2 separate regions of the Homo sapiens genome follow, and region 2 is linked to region 1. A link is a loop called in an ENCODE intact Hi-C map of the cell type or tissue named here. Cell type or tissue: B cell. All regions are shown on one strand. Each heading gives the region's core, and the rest is flanking DNA. Links, peaks and the distances in the headings are about the cores only. Region 1 overlaps PIK3R5 (phosphoinositide-3-kinase regulatory subunit 5). Region 2 has its middle 13 kb from the start of RNF222.

Region 1 (8,327 bases), core at 2,477-4,976:
CTTCCTGAGCTTATGAGGGACACCTTTTCTAATCAGCCCAAAGCCATGATACAGGCTTTCACTGGCTGGGAGGGGACTGTGTGCCTGGCCACTGCTACCTCCCTTCCCGATGGATACCCAGATTCCCTCTTGGTGCCAGTGTTTACATTTCTTTATTATGGAACCTTTCTCTTTTTTTTTTTTTTTTGAGACGGAGTCTTGTTCTTGTCACCCAGGCTGGAGTGCAGTGGCACGATCTCAGCTCACTGCAAGCCCCGCCTCCCGGGTTCACACCATTCTCCTGCCTCAGCCTCCCAAATAGCTGGGACTACAGGCACCCGCCACCACGCCCAGCTAACTTTTTTTTTTTTTGTATTTTTAGTAGAGACAGGGTTTCAATGTGTTAGCCAGGCTGGTCTTGAACTCCTCACCTCGTGATCCACCCGCGTCGGCCTCCCAAAGTGCTGGGATCACAGGCGTGAGCCACCGCGCCCGGCTACTATGGAAACTTTCAAACATACCCCAAATTAAAAGAATCGTGGGCTCTGAGGCGCTGATCACTCTGTTTACAGTTAACAACGCACGGCTGTTCTCACTTCCCCCATGCCAACCCCTCCATCACTGCATGACCTCGAAGCAAATTCGAGCCATGGCGGCTTTGTATCCATAAATGCTTTAGTATGAGCTGCATGTGATGAGAGCTCTTGCTCTCTCAATTCCACACTGCGTTTAAACCCAGTGCAAAGGAGCACCACGCAGGGCAGCATTCCCTCCACACTCTGGGGACGTCGGTGCCCGGGGACAGGGCAGAGACAGGACTAGTCTCTGTCAAAGTCCCCATCATTTGGGAAGAAACTCACTTTGATTTCTCTATCTGTAAGAAAAAGGAGGTGGGCTTGTATAAGCAGCCCCTTACAACCTTGTAACGAGCCCAGCCGAGCCCCTGCCCTCACCAGCTTGCATAATTTCTCTCCCGAAGAATTTATCATCATTCTCAATTTACAGATAATGAAAGTGAGACCATCTCCCAACTGTAAGCTCTTTCTACAAATCTCTCGGTGCCTCACTTCCCTTATGTGAAAAATCCCTTTCTCACGGGGTTAACGTGAGGATTAAATGAGTCAGCACATGTAACCATGCTTAGGATGGTGCCTGGAGTCCGAATAAAGGTCTAAAGGGCTTTGATGATTCTTCATCAGCCCACCTGCCCCAGCTCCCCCAGAGGAATCTTATTTACTTACTAAACTACAACATTTTAGCATCCTTTCCCTCTGTCTCAACATCTATCATTTTGTTTGTGTTTGTTTTCACCTAGAGGGAAGTCAAGAAGTGTTGCTCAGGGGAGTGAGTGGGAAGTGAACCCCTGGGGCTGGGAATGAGGAGGGCCGGGGGCCTATAATTTCTGAGGTGGTGAAGGCCGGGGTCCCTGGGCTCCCAACATGTCAAGGTGAGACAGCACCCAACTCTTCAAGGCCTGCAGAGGGTCCTCCTAATGGGCACCCCCTCTCTAGTGCTTTTCAAACTGCAGGTCAGGACACAGGAGTGGGTAATGAAATCATCTGGGGAGCCAAATTTGTTTCTTAAATGAAATAGAATAGAACAGAGCTCATCCTATGTAACCAGGATACATTTCATTTCAGCTGTGTGTGTGTGTGTGTGTGTGTGTGTGTGTGTGTGTGTTTGTGTATCAGGCTGTCATATAAAATGGATTTTTCTTATAGGTCCTGGTCAAAAAAGTTTGGAAACACTGTTTTAGTAACAGACAGAAGGAGATTGTGGAAATATCATGGGCTTCTGAATAAGCCTGAGGGTTAAATTCTGGCTCGTACCCTTGCTCGCTGTGTGACCTTGGGGAAGTTGCTTGACCTCTCTGACCTCCAGTTCCTCATCTGAAAATAATGAAAGTGGGGGAACTGTGTGCCTAACACCTGGCATAATTGATACAGACCTCTTTAAGAATCTGGTGAAAGACCGTCAGCCTAGAAAAACACACCTGGACACAAAATATCACCAGCAGTGCCAGGGGGTTCCCAGTTCCCTGGAAGCCTGTTTGTTGCTGGCTGGGGTGGACAGGGGGTGGGGGCACTGGATGTTTGAGTGGGGGAGGAGGGTGAAGGTGGAACAGTGCAGGGGTCCCAAACTCCCTCCCCACTGTTTCTCCGTCCCCCAAGAGCACTCACACGGTGGAGCTGCGGTGACTCCTGATGGGCAGGCCCTGCTCAGCCCTCACCAGTCTCTGGTAGGAGATCCCTGTGGGTCAAGAAGAAAAGAGTTCATGGGCTGATCAGTTCCTTCAGCATCGTCCGTGTGCCTCGTGGGGAGCCAAGCACTGGACAATCAGGTTGGAAATTCCCGGATGGAGCTCAGGCGAACCTGCAGAGAAGCTGTTCTGTGGACCCTCCAGGGTGCCTAGCAGTTTGCTTCTATGCGTCCTTTTACACCTCACGAGTCATATCCCCACCTCCACCTCCAACACCAAAACTCGGTCCTGGGCCTCGCTGTCCTCTGGATTCCCGTGGCCTCTCTGACTGCCCTCCCTTCCTAAGAGCTTTCCACTCCCCTTGTGGCTCAGGTCCCGGCTCCAGGCTTGGAGGCAGCCTAGCTGGAGAGAAAGAGATCCAGGGTGAGAGCCCGTGTCGGAAGCCTGAGTTCTATTCCAGCTCTTCTGCGTGGCCTTGGCCAGGTCACTTTAGCCCTGGGCCTCAGTTTCTCCTGGGAAGGGCCAGATTAGATCCGTGGCCTCTGAGGCCTTTAACAGTCTATGATTCCCAGGCCCCACCATGGCTTGACCAACTTAAAGTTTCTCTCTTCAGAGACTGGGAGGCGGAGCATCGCAGGAGGCAGAACCTGGGCCCAGGAGGCTGCCCCGTCTTGTGCCGCAGGGCTACTCCTCGGTCCCTGCCGCTGCCCCCTCTCCCGGTCCGGGGTGCCTTCCCGCTATGCCAGGCACCTCTCAGCCCATCCACTTTGCCTTAGCTCCAGCCAGGCAGTGGGTTTCGAGTTTCCCCACCTGCACCTCCCCGTCTCTGCCTGGAGTCCGGGGATCGGGAAGGACTGTGGTCTGGCCTGGCGTCCTCCGTGCTCTGAGGCATCTGCATCCCAGGCTCCTCTCCCAGCCCGCATCCCCTTTCTCCCTGGCCCTTCCCCCTCTCTGTCTCCTCTGACTTCCAAATGCTGAGAAGAAACACACCAAAGGTTTTCCTTTTGTTTCTGCAGCTTGACTCTGTTGTGCACAGTAGTCGCTTTACAGTGTGCATTCAGTTCTGTTTCCACCATGACAAGGAGATGAAACAGAAAGCGGGAGTTCACTCCCTCACAGAGCAGGGGCTGGGGACCCAGCGGGGTGGGTCGCCTTCTTGTCATAGCTTGGAAATAGGCCCAGGGCAGTCCCCATCGAGAGCAGGGCCACTCTGAACTGGGACTGAGCTGGGAACCTGCAGGACGTCCCCTCAGAAGTGCAAGTCTCGGGGGCGGGGTAGGGCGGGGGTTGGGGTTTAAAGACAGCTATAAATAGAAAGGCTGTGAGGTTCCTTTAGTAAAAGGCAGAAAATTACCACATAATGCTCTTCTAACTTGGGACCTAATTGCTTTGATTTTTGGCCTTTTGCGTGATGTTTACTTTATGTAATCATCGCATATTTAGAAGTTAACGTTTGGTCCATTTTGCCAGATAAGTCCTTGACACAGTGGCTATTACATCAGGACTTGGGACACCATCTGGTGGCCACTCACGTGCATTACAGAGAAGAGATCCTCACCCGCTCTCCAACCACCTCTACATAATACCATAGCTACCATAGCGGAGACAAACAGATATTCCCCATCTCCCTGACCATAAAACACATAGATACGCAAAATCTTCTCTTGACCTTATTTCTCTTTTCTTTTACTGTTTAATGCTTTTAACATTAACCCACACCCCGCTGACCCCATTTCTTCACCGCCACTTCTGCCTCTGTTGACCAAGGACATCCAGGCGGTCATACTCCAGGAAGCAGTAGACTCTGACGTCGCTCTCCCTCCACATCAGCTTTCTTCCAACACGCCCAGCCATTGGCTTCCAACCCCTCTGCCCTCCTGACCCTGCTCTCCTGAAGCTTGGCAACATTTTCCCCGTCCCCATACCCAACGGCCCAACCTCATCCTCACGCTGCTTGAACTTTTGTTTTGGAGTGCTTGGTACTGTTGACAACCTTCTCCTTGAAGCTCCTTCGTCTCCTCTTGTCTCTAGGATGAGGAGCAGTCTCTAACATCTATATTCGTGTGCCTTAGTCTCATTTTAGGATTGTGCTACAGTTAGAATCAGAAGCTGCTTCGTATGAGCTACGTGGACTCCACGCGACTGTTGCTCTATGTGTCCCGTTGCTTTAATGGGGGATATTTAGGAGGATACCTGTGCCTCTTGGCACACTCTGACCCAGAGAGAGTGATTTTCAGAGTTGTTTGGCTGGTGCTGAATACCCAAGGTACCAACAGTTCCCAAGCAGAACCTATGATCATCAGATAAACTCCCGCCCTCACCCCCAAAACACCATCAACCCCCTTCCTTGGCCTCTCTTGGTAATGGACCTCCCTGCTTAGCATGGGGTGTGGGGTTTTGGGGTAATTAACTGGTGGGCTGGGGCCTGAGCTGGGAACACATTAGAAAAGACTGTGCAATGTGGAGGAGGCTTTGATAATATAAGCTTTTGTACAGACTGACTCCTTTGAGCCTGGCTTAGAGATTGTACTGCCGAGTCCCCATTTGCTGGTATGTGCTGTGAGGTTGGAAATATCTCCCAGCACCCTCCATGGGCTTGGTTTTCACAATGTTACCTGGTGATGCCAGGGAGGCCATGAATGCTAAGTGGGGTGTGCAATGTCAGTTTCGAGACCACCCTTAACTCCACCCTCCACTCCCCAAACAGGGAGGCTGCACTGGGGAGCCTCAGATCCACAGACACCTCTCTCCCTTTGATCTTAGATCACACCCTTTCTTGGTCACCTTAGCAGATGGAAACAACTTTCTGAGTTTAGCTTCTTAGATCAAGATTGGTGCAAGGGCTAAACAAAAATCTTGCCTGGGTTGTTCCTACGTCAGGCTCTAGCAAGTAAGAAATTGAGAGAAGTCACCCCATACAGGCGAAGAACGGGGTGAGTGGGCAGAACACACTCATAGTGAAGTTCAAACTCCTGGCCCAGGTGTCCAAGGCCCTTCGCCATTAAGCCTTGTTCACCCATCAAAGCTTCCACTCTTTTTCAAAGTTGCAAATAGATGGGGATCCTGCACAGAACAGCAGACTGTGAAGATCCAGGACACAGGAAAATCACTACATCTGCCATCAAGCAAGCACTGGTATTAATGACACACGGATAGACAGGTCCATGCTGAGGGTGATGTGGGTACTTGAGCCTGGGGGAGGCAGGGAGCAACCACATCTGACTCAGTTTCCTCCTACAAGGGGAACACCAAGATTCCACGGAATCAACAGGGTGGAAGCAGAGCCCGGCCCCAACGGCATTGCAATCTCCAAATGAGACTAGATCAGGTTTGGTTCTCCAGCAACTATGATTAATATCAACTCATGGTGGACAGTTTGACCTACCTCATACCCTGAAGCAAACACCAGGCACACCACTCCCCACAGCAGGGTTTCTCTTACACTTCCCTCCTCACTGGGGGTCCCATGTATAGCGCCTTCCTGCTCCCCATCCCCAGGGTCCTGGACTCCAGAGAGGCTGGAGGAATTGGGGACTCATGGCTGTGGGCCTCAGCAGGGCCTGGGCAGGAAGGTGAAGCACGGATTTCAGGTGAATAAACAAAGGAGAAGACATAACAAGGGAGGCTCGGAATCTCTGGCCACCGGGAGTCCAGGAGCAGAGAGGGGGAAGGTGAGAAGGAATGTGGCTAGAAAGCCAAGAGGAAAATACTGGGGGGAAGGAACCCACTGGGCAGGCCTTCATGCAGGCAGAGGAGATGTGAGTTCTTGGAATGAAAGGCCAGTGCCACCACAAGACATATGCTGCTCTGAACAGGTGCAGTGACCCCACGGAAACGCCTGTGGGATGAGGTCTCCAGCTTTGCAGAGCCACCGGGCTTGTGGGGGCGAACTGAGATGAGACCTTTCATAACACCCTTTCACCACCCTGGTGAGAGTCACCCTAACAGGACCAATCCAGGCCTTATGGGCTACTCTTACAAGTAAGTCATATGTGGCAGAGACTTCTAGGCATCTACTCAATATCCATTCCTCGTTTTTTTATGAGTGGGACACTGGGCATTGTACCCAGTTGATGAGTCAATTTCTCAACCTCCCTTGCAGAATGTGTTAGGTGCAACCCCCCTCACCTCCTTCTTTCTGTTAACTGGAATGTGGACATGATGGCCAGCACTCCAGCAGCCATCCTAGACCAAGAAGCAACCTTGAAGATGGTGACTTTTGCCAAGGATGGTGGAGTGGAAAGATGAGGGAAGGCTGGTCCAGGATGTTCATGGGGCCACCATGCCAATGCTGGCCTGCCTTCATACAGATTGTGTGTGTGTATGTGTGTGTGTGTGGTGTGTGTGTCTGTGTGTCTGTGTGTAAAAGAAAAATAGCCCCTGAGAGTTTAAGGCATAGTTGTTTGGGGCTTTCTGCTATAGGCAGCCAGCTCAGTCCTAACTGATCACACCGTGTGGTTTCTGGAACACCTGCCTCTACTCTTTTCCCTAAACCTCCCCCACCTACTAGTCAATGATGTTTGACATCCTTCAAGAGGTCTAACCTTTCATTCCATAACCAGAGACAAAAAGTATAAAATCCAAATGTCTGTGATCAGTAATGTCCCCAGAGAAATGTAACACCACTGAAGAACATTCTGAATTCACCTGCCACCCGCTGATAAGCAAAACTGACCTAACCCAGGTTTGTTCCCCATTTGATAGGAAGTCAAAGGGTATGAAGCCATATTAAGCAACCCAAAGGGAAAGGGGCAGGAGAAATTCCCCAAGGGGGAGAGCGTTTATAAAAAGACAGCCTGGGCAACCCAGGGTCATGCAGCCATCTGTCAGTGCCTCTTGGTAGAAACACAGCTTTATGCAAATGTGAAAAGGATGGGATATGACTTTTGGTATCAAAGAGATATGGGTTCAAGTGGTAGAGCTCTTGTCAGCTATGTGACCTGGGGCAAGTTACATAAATGTCGAGCCTTCAGTTTCAGCATCTGAAAAATGGGAATAATAGTAACTACCCAGGGAGGTGTTCTGAGGGTTAGATGGGACCAACCTATGACGGTGCTTCATATGCCATAAGCAACCCTGGCATCATTGCTGTCCTCCTCGTCATCATCATCAACGATAATTATAATCCTGCTTTTGACCAGGAGGCTCAGAGAGTCTAAGGAACTTGTCCAAGGTCATTAACTAATAAGTGACGAAGTGTAGGTCTCTGTCATACAAGGGTTCGTGTTCCCTCTTTCATACTTCACTTTGTAGCTTAAACAAGAAATACTGAACTTGGTCTTCTCAAAATCATTTCCCATTTTATAATGAGAAGAATATGACTTTTCCTTCTTCCCCTACAGGCAAGGTGCAATCCTTGAGGTCTGTGTGCTTTGAAAATTGCAGAGCGGTTTGCATGTAAGATGCCCCATGTCATCCCCCAGGTTTACAGGTAAATTCTTTGCAGGAAAGTATTGTGGTCGGCACAGCTATGCAGGCATAGAGTAAATATTCAATAAACATGTGGGCTGAGCCCAAGAGGGCTGTGGTGGGCAGGACCCAGTGGCACTGACGTGAGGTTTCCTGCTACCTCCAGAATTGAGGCACTGGGCGATCATACGGGGGTGGAGTCAGGAAGCAGGGGGAGGCCCCCAGCCTTGATAACAGGCCCACTTCCTCTGCCACCCAGCCACATCAAAGCAGGATAAACTGTTTCATTCATTTCCATGGCAACTGGGTCCCTAAGACTTCACGGGGGGAGGGCCCACCTCCCCACGTCCCTTCTCATTTCTCCCTGTGACTTTACCAGGACCTACCTTCTAAGCTAACACCACTGCAACCCTTACTGCCCCCAGCACTGTGAAATCAATTAGGCCAACATTAATCCTCACTAACTGCATTGACAGGGAGGCATTGCTATACACCCATTTTACAGATGAGGAAACGGAAGCTCACAAGCTAAACGTCTTGCTGAAGGCCCACAGTTAGTAAGTAGCAGACCCAGTATTTGCAAGTACAATGGTCTGGTCCCAAGGACTAGAAGCCACTAAGTTATTCAGCCTCTCCTTCAAGCATTCAAGTTCCCTGGCCTCCATCCTAGCTCTTTCTCCACTTAACTGGGGGTGGGAGGGACTCAGGAATTGGGCAGCAGGCCTGTTGAAAATCATAG
Region 2 (8,327 bases), core at 2,161-4,660, 480 kb before region 1:
AAAGTGCTCAGCATGAGGCTGGGATTATAGGCATGTGCCACCACGCCTGGCTAATTTTTATGTTTTTAGTGTGTGTGTACATGACCCTTGACCCTCCTCCCGCCGCAGATGTGCGCCACCGCCCTTGGCCTTCCTCTATATCTTTTAATACCTCGATGAAGGGAGATCCTATTTCACACATCTCTGTAGGCTCTGGCACAAAGACCCAGTATTATTAGAGCCCAATAAATGTTTAAGTAAAAAAAAGCTGCCTTCTCAAGCCTAACTCATGTGTGTTGGGCCAGTAGTGAGGTGAAGGGGGTGTTTGAGCAACACAGTCATTCTACTTTCCATTCTTTTTTTTGTTTTTTTGAGACAGAGTCTCACTCTGTCACCCAGGCTGGGGTGCAGTGCAGTGGCGCAATCTCGGCGCACTGCAACCTCCGCCCCCGAAGTTCAAGCAATTCTCCTGCCTCAGCCTCCCAAGTAGCTGGGATTACAGGCACCTGCCACCACGGCCAGCTAATACTTTTGTATTTTTTGGTAGAGATGGAGTTTTACCATGTTGGCTAGACTGGTCTCGAACTCCTGACCTCAAGTGATCTGCCCGCCTCAGCCTCCCACAGTGCTGGGATTACAGGCATGAGCCGCGGCACCCAGCAAAAACATCCATTTCTTAAAAATATCTTAAACATGGCCTGGCCTGGCACCGTGGCTCACACTCGTAATCCTGGCTCTTTGGGAGGCGGAGGTGAGTGGATCGCTTGAGCTCAGGAGTTAGAGACCAGCCTGGGCACCATAGTGAAACACCATCTCTACTAAAATACAAAAATTAGCCAGGTGTGGTGGAGCGGATCTGTAATCCCGGATACTCGGGAGGCTGAGCCATGAGAATTTCTTTTGAACCTGGGAGGCAGAGGTTGCAGAGATCGCGCCACTGCAGTCCAGCCTGGGAAAAAATACGAAACAAAACACAACCCTTAAACATAAGCATTCATACCTTTAACAGCCTCAAATATAAGTGTCTGTACCTTAAAAATATAATTAGGGGCCGGGCACGGTAGCTCACGCCTGTAATCCCAGCACTTTGGGAGGCCGAGGTGGGTGGATCACGAGGTCAGGAAATTGAGACCATCCTGGCCAACATGGTGAAACCCCGTCTCTACTAAAATACAAAAAATTAGCCGGGCGTGGTGGTGCGTGCCTGTAGTCCCAGCTACTCGGGAGGCTGAGGCAGGAGAATCTCTTGAACCTGGGAGGTGGAGGTTGCAGTGAGCGGAGATTGAGCCACTGCACTCCAGCCTGGCGACACAGCAAGACTCTGTCTCAATTAATTCATGAAACGGTACAAACTTTAATTAATTAATGCAAACTTCTAAGTATAAAAAGGTTCACTTGTGTACCATCTGAAGTGCCACTCATGCGGACTCTGGCACGAGTGGGTGAGAGCTGGCGCCCACGCAGGGGACAGAAACTTGGGATCCCAGAGCTAGAAACAGGCGACTCTAGAACTTTCCGTGGCTGAGCCCAAGGCCCGGGTGAAATGCTTGACCCGAGAGCCCTTTCGATGGGAAACCACTGAAGTGGATCAAACAAAAGAATTCAGAGAAAAGTAGCTTGGACTCTTTCAACAGGATGAAACTAGCAAGGAAGGACGGTGACCCGAGGGTGCGGGCTGGGGAGGAAGTGGAGACAGCAGGGCGGGACACCAGGTGAGCAGAAAGGGGCTGAGTCATGGCCCAAGCTTGTGCCAGCCGGGGCAGCGCGGGGCTGCACTCCTGGCACCCACCTCACGGATTCCCTCTCACTGTTGTCAAGTGACCCACTCCCGGGGCAGAGATGCTTCAGGACAGGCGGGGGAGGGAAGCCACCAAGACAGTGGAGAGGTTTGTTCTCAGGGACACGGCAGCATTTGGAGAAACAGTGCTTGACGTGAGCTGGCCGCCTTGGAGGATTTTCTGAGTTGGCAGTGTTCATCCCAGGGCTTAAATCCTCCCGGACAGCTAGGAGGCCTCAATTCTTGAGACAGGTAAGGCCCGGGTCAGGGACAGAGTTCAGAGTAAGAACAATCTTATTTTCGGATGATAAAAATAGCACTACTATTGAAAAAAAATGTGGAAAATTTTAACACACACATAAACACACACGCACACACACACACACACACACACACACACACAATACAAGCTGTACACCACTTCTACAGAAAACTACCATTAATATTTTGGTGTTTATTCCAGCGTGCATATATATATATAGCCATATAATATATAATTATGTTAAAATGTATAGTTGTATTTATACATATGATATATAATTATTTTTAAGATAAATGAGGTCACATTGTATGAATGCTTTTGGGACCTTTTTTTTTTTTTCAATTGTTAACTTTTAATCCCAATAAACATTCTTTTAGATCCTCTTTTTAAATAGATGTAGTAATTTGCTTAATTAATCTCATGTTGATTCATATTTAGGTTGTTTCCAATTTTTCCCTATTATAAAAATTGTTGGCCGGGCGCAGTGGCTCATGCCTGTAATCCCAGCACTTTGGGAGGCCGAGGTGGGCGGATCACCTGAAGTCAGGAGTTCGAAACCAGCCTTGACCATCATGGTGAAACCCTGTCTCTACTAAAAATACAAAAATTACCTGGGCATCATGGCATCCACCTGTAATCCCAGCTACTAGGGAGACTGAGGCAGGAGAATCGCTTGAACCCGGGAGGTGGGGGTTGCGGTGCGCTGAGATGGCGCCATTGCACTCCAGCTTGGGCAACAAGGGTGAAACTCCATCTCAAAAAAAAAAAAAAAAAGTCTGCAGTAAGTGTTTTTACTGCAATATATTGGTGGTATTTCCTTAAAATAAATTACTAGCAATGGAATCGATAACTCAAAGGATAATATTGTTTTAAGGCCTTGTGATAAATATTGTAAATTTGCCTTTTAGGAAGGTTGTGCCTTCCTAAATGAGGTCATGAGGTCAGGAGTTCGAGACCAGCCTGACCAACATGGTGAAACCCCGTCTCTACTAAAAATACAAAAATTAGCTGGGTGTGGTGGCACGCTCCTGTAATCCCAGCTACTCAGGAGGCTGAGGCAGGAGAATCGCTTGAACCCGGGAGGTGGAGGTTGCAGTGAGCCGAGATCACGCCACTGTACTCTAGTCCGGGTGACAGAGCGAGACTCTGTCTCAAAAAAAAAAAAAGAATGTCCATGTGAATGTTGCAAACGCTTTCTTATAGGGACCAGTATTAAATCTTTGTGGTTTTACCCTGAGTCAGAACACTAAGAGCCTGGTTTATTTACTGACCACTTGCTTTGACGCTCGTGAGAAGGCTGTTCTGTTGAAGTCGTAATGCTTTGCACCCAGTAGGAGCTCAACAAATGCCTAATGAGCTGAACTCAATTGAGAAGGTCAAGGGGCTAAGCAAACATGGGGGTGCTGCATCATTGCCATTTAGAGAGTAACGAGTTATCTGAACCAGCGACAGGAATAGTGAATGGTGAGTGTTGAAGGGGCAGAAATAAAGAACCAAGGGATCCGTTACAGAAGGCTCAGACCTTGAGCTGCAGCTTTGAGAGGGAATGCCTGGAGCCGAAATGAGCGATACATACCTAATCACGGCCAGCAGGTGGCGCTCTAAAGATGTCTCGTTGCTATCCAGACTCCCAGCCAAGATCTTGCTGGAGCACCGGGAAGTGGAAACTGAGTGAGGCATGGGGAACCTCTCAGCCCTAACTTTTTGCGCTGTGCTTCCTCCGGAAGTGCAGTTCCCAAGATCAGGAGCCCTGTAGGTATTTTTGCTTTGTTTTCCTATGCTTGTTTGGCTTGTGGGTGTCTCTGTAGAGCACCATCCATTCAATTCAGTTTCGAACAGTATGGTCTCGAACTTTGATGAGCAAACCCTCACCTGCTTCTCTTGTGAAAATGCAAATTCTGATTCAGTAGAACTGGGGTGGGGCCTGAGATTCTGCATTTCTAACAAGCTCCCTGGTGATGACTCATGCCCAGTAGTTCTAAAATTTGTTAGAACATGCTGTGTAAAGTTCCATCTCTATGCAATATGGGAGGTGAGAGAGAAGCAAATCCAGGCTCTTCTCTCAAAGGGTTTACCAGAGTGAACACAATTTCACAGAAATGTCTGAAATACAAGTTAGAGTGTGAGCCCACTCACGGCATGACCTTGGGCAAGTTGCATGACTTCTTTGGGTCTCAGTTTCCTCATCTGTAAAATGGGAATAGTAATAGCCTCTACCTTAGAAAGTTACTTGAGAATTAAAGCAGGATATTGTACATAAAACACTTGCACAGTGGCTAGCACATAGTAAACCTCAACAAGGCTTGGGGCACCCTAAAGCAGTATGGAGTCAGGCAGGTTACCCTGGCAGGGTGGTAAATTGGAGGAAGCAAGTGGTGGGGGTCAATCCTTAAGAAGGCGCCATCTTGGGTTGGGTGCATTGGCTCGCGCCTGTAATCCCAGCACTTTGGGAGGCTGAGGCGGGTGGATCATGAGGTGAGGAGTTCAAGACCAGCCTGGCCAAAATGGTGAAACCCCGTCTCTACTAAAAATATATAAACTAGCCAGGTATGGTGGTGGGCGCCTGTAATCCCAGCTACTCAGGAGGCTGAGGCAGAGAATTGCTTGAAGCCGGGAGGTGGAGGTTGCAGTGGGCCAAGATCGCACCACTGCACTCCAGCTTGGGTGAAGAGGATGCCATCTCAGTTGTCAGGATATCCATCATCTGAGAAGAAGGGTGTCAGGAGGTGAGGACAGAGAGCCAGGAAGAGGTCAGGTGCCTTGATTAGCAGGTGGCAAACCCAAGAGCTGCTTTTGAGGGGGATTTAAGTGTGCTGAGGCTAAGCAGGAAGCAGCCTTCCTTCTGGAGATGGAGGTGGGCAGGATTTCCAGGCAGATCAAGCAGCGGCTTTCCACACACGCCCCTATTTCACATCTTTAGGAGCTTTAGGAACTTGCGAGAGGAGCTAAGAGGAGCCAAGTGTCACCCTGATCCTGCCTGCGTGCATGGCTTTGCCACATCCTGTAAAAGCCTCAGTCCCACTGCTATGGATTCCTCAGCCCAGGTCCCTAAGTTTACCCACATGCTTTAAATAGGGGTGATGTTTCTATGAACCTCTAAGATCCACAAATATTTATGGACTTAACCTCCAGGGCTCTGATGAGTGCCCCTGGGGATACAGAGACAAATCCACACAGCCCCTACCTTCACGGCTGACCCTGGGGAGAAAAGACATCACCCCGGGAAAAGGAAAAGAATGATTAGTGAAGGGTCTCCTAGCCCTTCTTAACAATGGTGCTTCTTCTAGATCGTAAGACTAATTGATGCATGAGACCTACAGCCACTGCAGAGGCAAGAGTGTTCAGGGGACTCTTTAGACCAGGGTGTCTGACCTAATAAAGCCATAAGGAGTGAGTCAGATCTGATAGGGCTGGAAGGGGACAACCACTAACAGCTAAAGGGACTAATTGGACTTGGGTGGAGCCAATTACGCACGTTATCTCATTTAAGCCCTACAAAATACTATGAGGTCAGTACCAGCATTGTTTCCGTTTATAGATGAGGCAAATGAGACTCAGAGAGCAAAGCAACTTGCTCAAGTTCTTTTTTTGTTGAGATGGAGTCTTGCTCTGTCGCCCAAGCTGGAGTGCAGTGGCACAATCTTGGCTCACTGCAACCTCCGCCTCCCGGGTTCAAGTGATTCTCCTGCCTCAGCCTCCCGAGTACGTGGGATTACAGGTGTGTGCCACCATGCCTGGCTAATTTTTGTATTTTTAGTAGAGACAGGATTTCACCATGTTGGCCAGGCTGTTCTTGAACTCCTGACCTTAGGTGATCCACTCGCCTCGGCCTCCCAAAGTGCTGGGATTACAGGTGTCAGCCACCGTGCCCGGTTTCAAGTTCTCACAGCTACAAGTGGCAGGTGGAGGCTATGGGACAAGTTCATTCTCTTGTGTACCATGTTATGTGCTTGGCCCTTGTGGAGAGACAAACAACACTGGCATTCACTGTCTCCCCACCTTAAGTAGTGACAGCTCTTCCCCATGCCTTTACCCTCCAAATACGGGGATGAAGGCAGGAAAGTGGAGGAGAGAACAGGACATCTGTCTGGAAGACCAGTGGCTTCCAAACTACACATGCAGGGGAGATGGGAAGGCTGAAGGCCTGGCTGAGAACTTGAATTTCTTCTTTCCTTCCCGAAGCACTGAAGTCTTGCTCAACCCCAGCTGAGTGATGAGGCGGGCAGGGTTGCCTCACTTCAGGGCAGCAGGCCCCAGCCTTCCTGGCTCTAATCCATTTCCCATCCTTGCGTATCTTTGGTCGGACGGTGATTCTCACTCTTCCTATTGACTTCTACTTTGTGTCAGCAAGTTCAGCGTGGGCCCCGTATGCTGCCGTGGATCTGATCAGCTGAGGCCTGAGACACAGGACCAGGTACATTGGGAGGAAAGAGCTGATTGGAGAAGGTCTGGGCCACATGAGGGTTTGCCTGAGAGATGCCAGAATGGGGGGCTCCTGATGTCTGAGGACCCTCTGTGCCCATGAGGCAGGCGGATTGTCAAAGGCTGAGGTCCATTTGGAAAGTTGGTTATGTCCCTGTGGCATGAGGGTTGGGTGACATAAAGAGACGGCTTTGGTGGTTTCCTGAAACCATATCATTTGCGCACATCTTCCCCCTGATATTCTGATCACCTTGATTTGGTTTCCTATTTCCTGAACTGCCCACATAGCATTTTTCTGGGTTGCAGAGGGAGTTCATAGGGTTCTGACAGGTTTATCTGGAGCCAACAGAGACAGTCAGTGAGATGCACTGAAGCCATGCTGAGCTGACCAAGTTAGGGGCTTGCGATCATGTCCTGGGACCTTGACTTCACTGCTCATGGGCCATTTGCTTCCCTCTGAACGTGTTTTCTCATCTACAAAATGTAAGACATCTCTATTTTTTTGGATGTTTGTAAACTTAAGCAGAATGATGATTGTGAAGGTGTTTTGTAAACTGTATGATTGTATTCTTCAGGGTTTGGGGTTACTTTTATTTCATTTTGTAAATGGAACTAGATGATTTTTCCTGATAATATAATATCTGATAAAAATTTAATCAGTACAGAGACATTGAAAGTGTTTGCATAATTCTATCTCTAAAGATTAATATTTTGGCATATAGACATCTAGACTTTTAAATGAATATTTTTATGTCAAATTCTACTTACTGTCTTTCAACCTTTTTTTCACTTAATAGTATCTCTTGAGTGTCATCTCTTGTTAATTCATAATTATCTACCTTGTCCTTTTTAACAGCTATGTAGTATTCCATTGTGTGGCTGTACCATGATTTATTAAACCAGTCTCCTATTGGTGGGTGTTTAGGGTGTTTCCAATTTATTTCTATAATAATAAACAGTGCCACAGTAAACATCACTGAATGTACATCTTTGCATACTATTATTTCCTTAGAATAAATCCTTAGATGTTGGATTGCTAGGTGAAAGGTTGTACATATATTTAGTTTTCATTCATTTGTCCAGATTCCCTTAAGAAATGTCGTACCATGGCCGGGCGCGGTGGCTCACGCCTGTAATCCCAGCACTTTGGGAGGCCAAGGCTGGCGGATCATGAGGTCAGGATATCGAGACCATCCTGGCTAACATGGTGAAACCCCGTCTCTACTAAAAATACAAAAAATTAGCCGGGCGTGGTGTTGGGCACCTGTAGTCCCAGCTACCCGGGAGGCTGAGGCAGGAGAATGGTGTGAACTTGGGAGGCGGAGCTGGCAGTGAGCTGAGATCGCGCCACTGCACTCTAGCCTGGACGACAGAGCGAGACTCCATCTCAAAAAAAAAAAGTGTCATACCATCTTATTTATTTATTTGAGGCCGGGTCTTGCTATGTTGCCCAGCCTGGTGTGAAACACTGGCCTCAAGAGATCCTCCCACCTCAGCCTCCTGAGTAGCTGGGATTACAGGCTTGAGCCACTGTACCTTCATTTGCTTAGTTTTTAGATACATATCACTGATTCCTCTCTAACAGACCTATAAAATTCCTGGCAATATGATCAACACATTAGATTATCTCTCAGTCTCTATTATCTATTAGATTATCTCTCAGTCTCTTTCTCTTATTCCTCAGAGACATCTGCCTGGTGCCTCATCCTACTGCTCCCTCTTGGATTGGTTTCTCCCCAGGACTGCTGAATGTTGTCATCTTAGGAGTTCCCTTTTCTCTTTCTTGTGTGAATCCTCTCTCTTTTGGATACCACCTTCCTTTCTTCCTCCCTCCCTCCCTCCCTCCCTCCTGCCTCTTCTCTCTTTCTGTCTCTCTGTCTCCCTCTC

The links. A loop is a pair of places that touch in the nucleus more often than their neighbours do. Peaks named below come from ENCODE experiments on the same cell type or tissue, not always from the same donor. Only the 100,000 strongest peaks of a DNase experiment are listed, where the experiment ranks them.
Region 2: a loop joins it to region 1, with 26 times the contacts of the local background. A loop is called at or near these places in 14 of 110 quality-filtered maps.

What each region holds. Positions count from the first base shown.
Region 1 is chr17:8,891,427-8,899,753 of GRCh38, forward strand. PIK3R5 (phosphoinositide-3-kinase regulatory subunit 5) reads right to left here. Exons shown (of 19, transcript NM_001142633.3): 6 at 2,160-2,229. LOC124903922 (a long non-coding RNA gene) reads left to right here. Exons shown (of 2, transcript XR_007065613.1): 2 at 362-528. LOC124903920 (a long non-coding RNA gene) reads left to right here and starts at 5,760. Exons shown (of 3, transcript XR_007065611.1): 1 at 5,760-5,850; 2 at 5,995-6,160; 3 at 7,522-7,588. RefSeq lists enhancers at 899-1,008, 3,435-3,504, 3,515-3,714. In B cell, for the core only: CTCF peaks have their summits at 3,689 (motif pointing left) and 3,890; a DNase peak (open chromatin) is centred at 3,695.
Region 2 is chr17:8,406,838-8,415,164 of GRCh38, forward strand. It overlaps a transcript of NDEL1 not described here. Among named protein-coding and RNA genes, the nearest start is that of RNF222, 13 kb to the left of the region's middle. RefSeq lists an enhancer at 3,454-3,748. In B cell, for the core only: CTCF peaks have their summits at 3,628 (motif pointing right) and 3,835; a DNase peak (open chromatin) is centred at 3,614; H3K27me3 peaks cover 457 bases.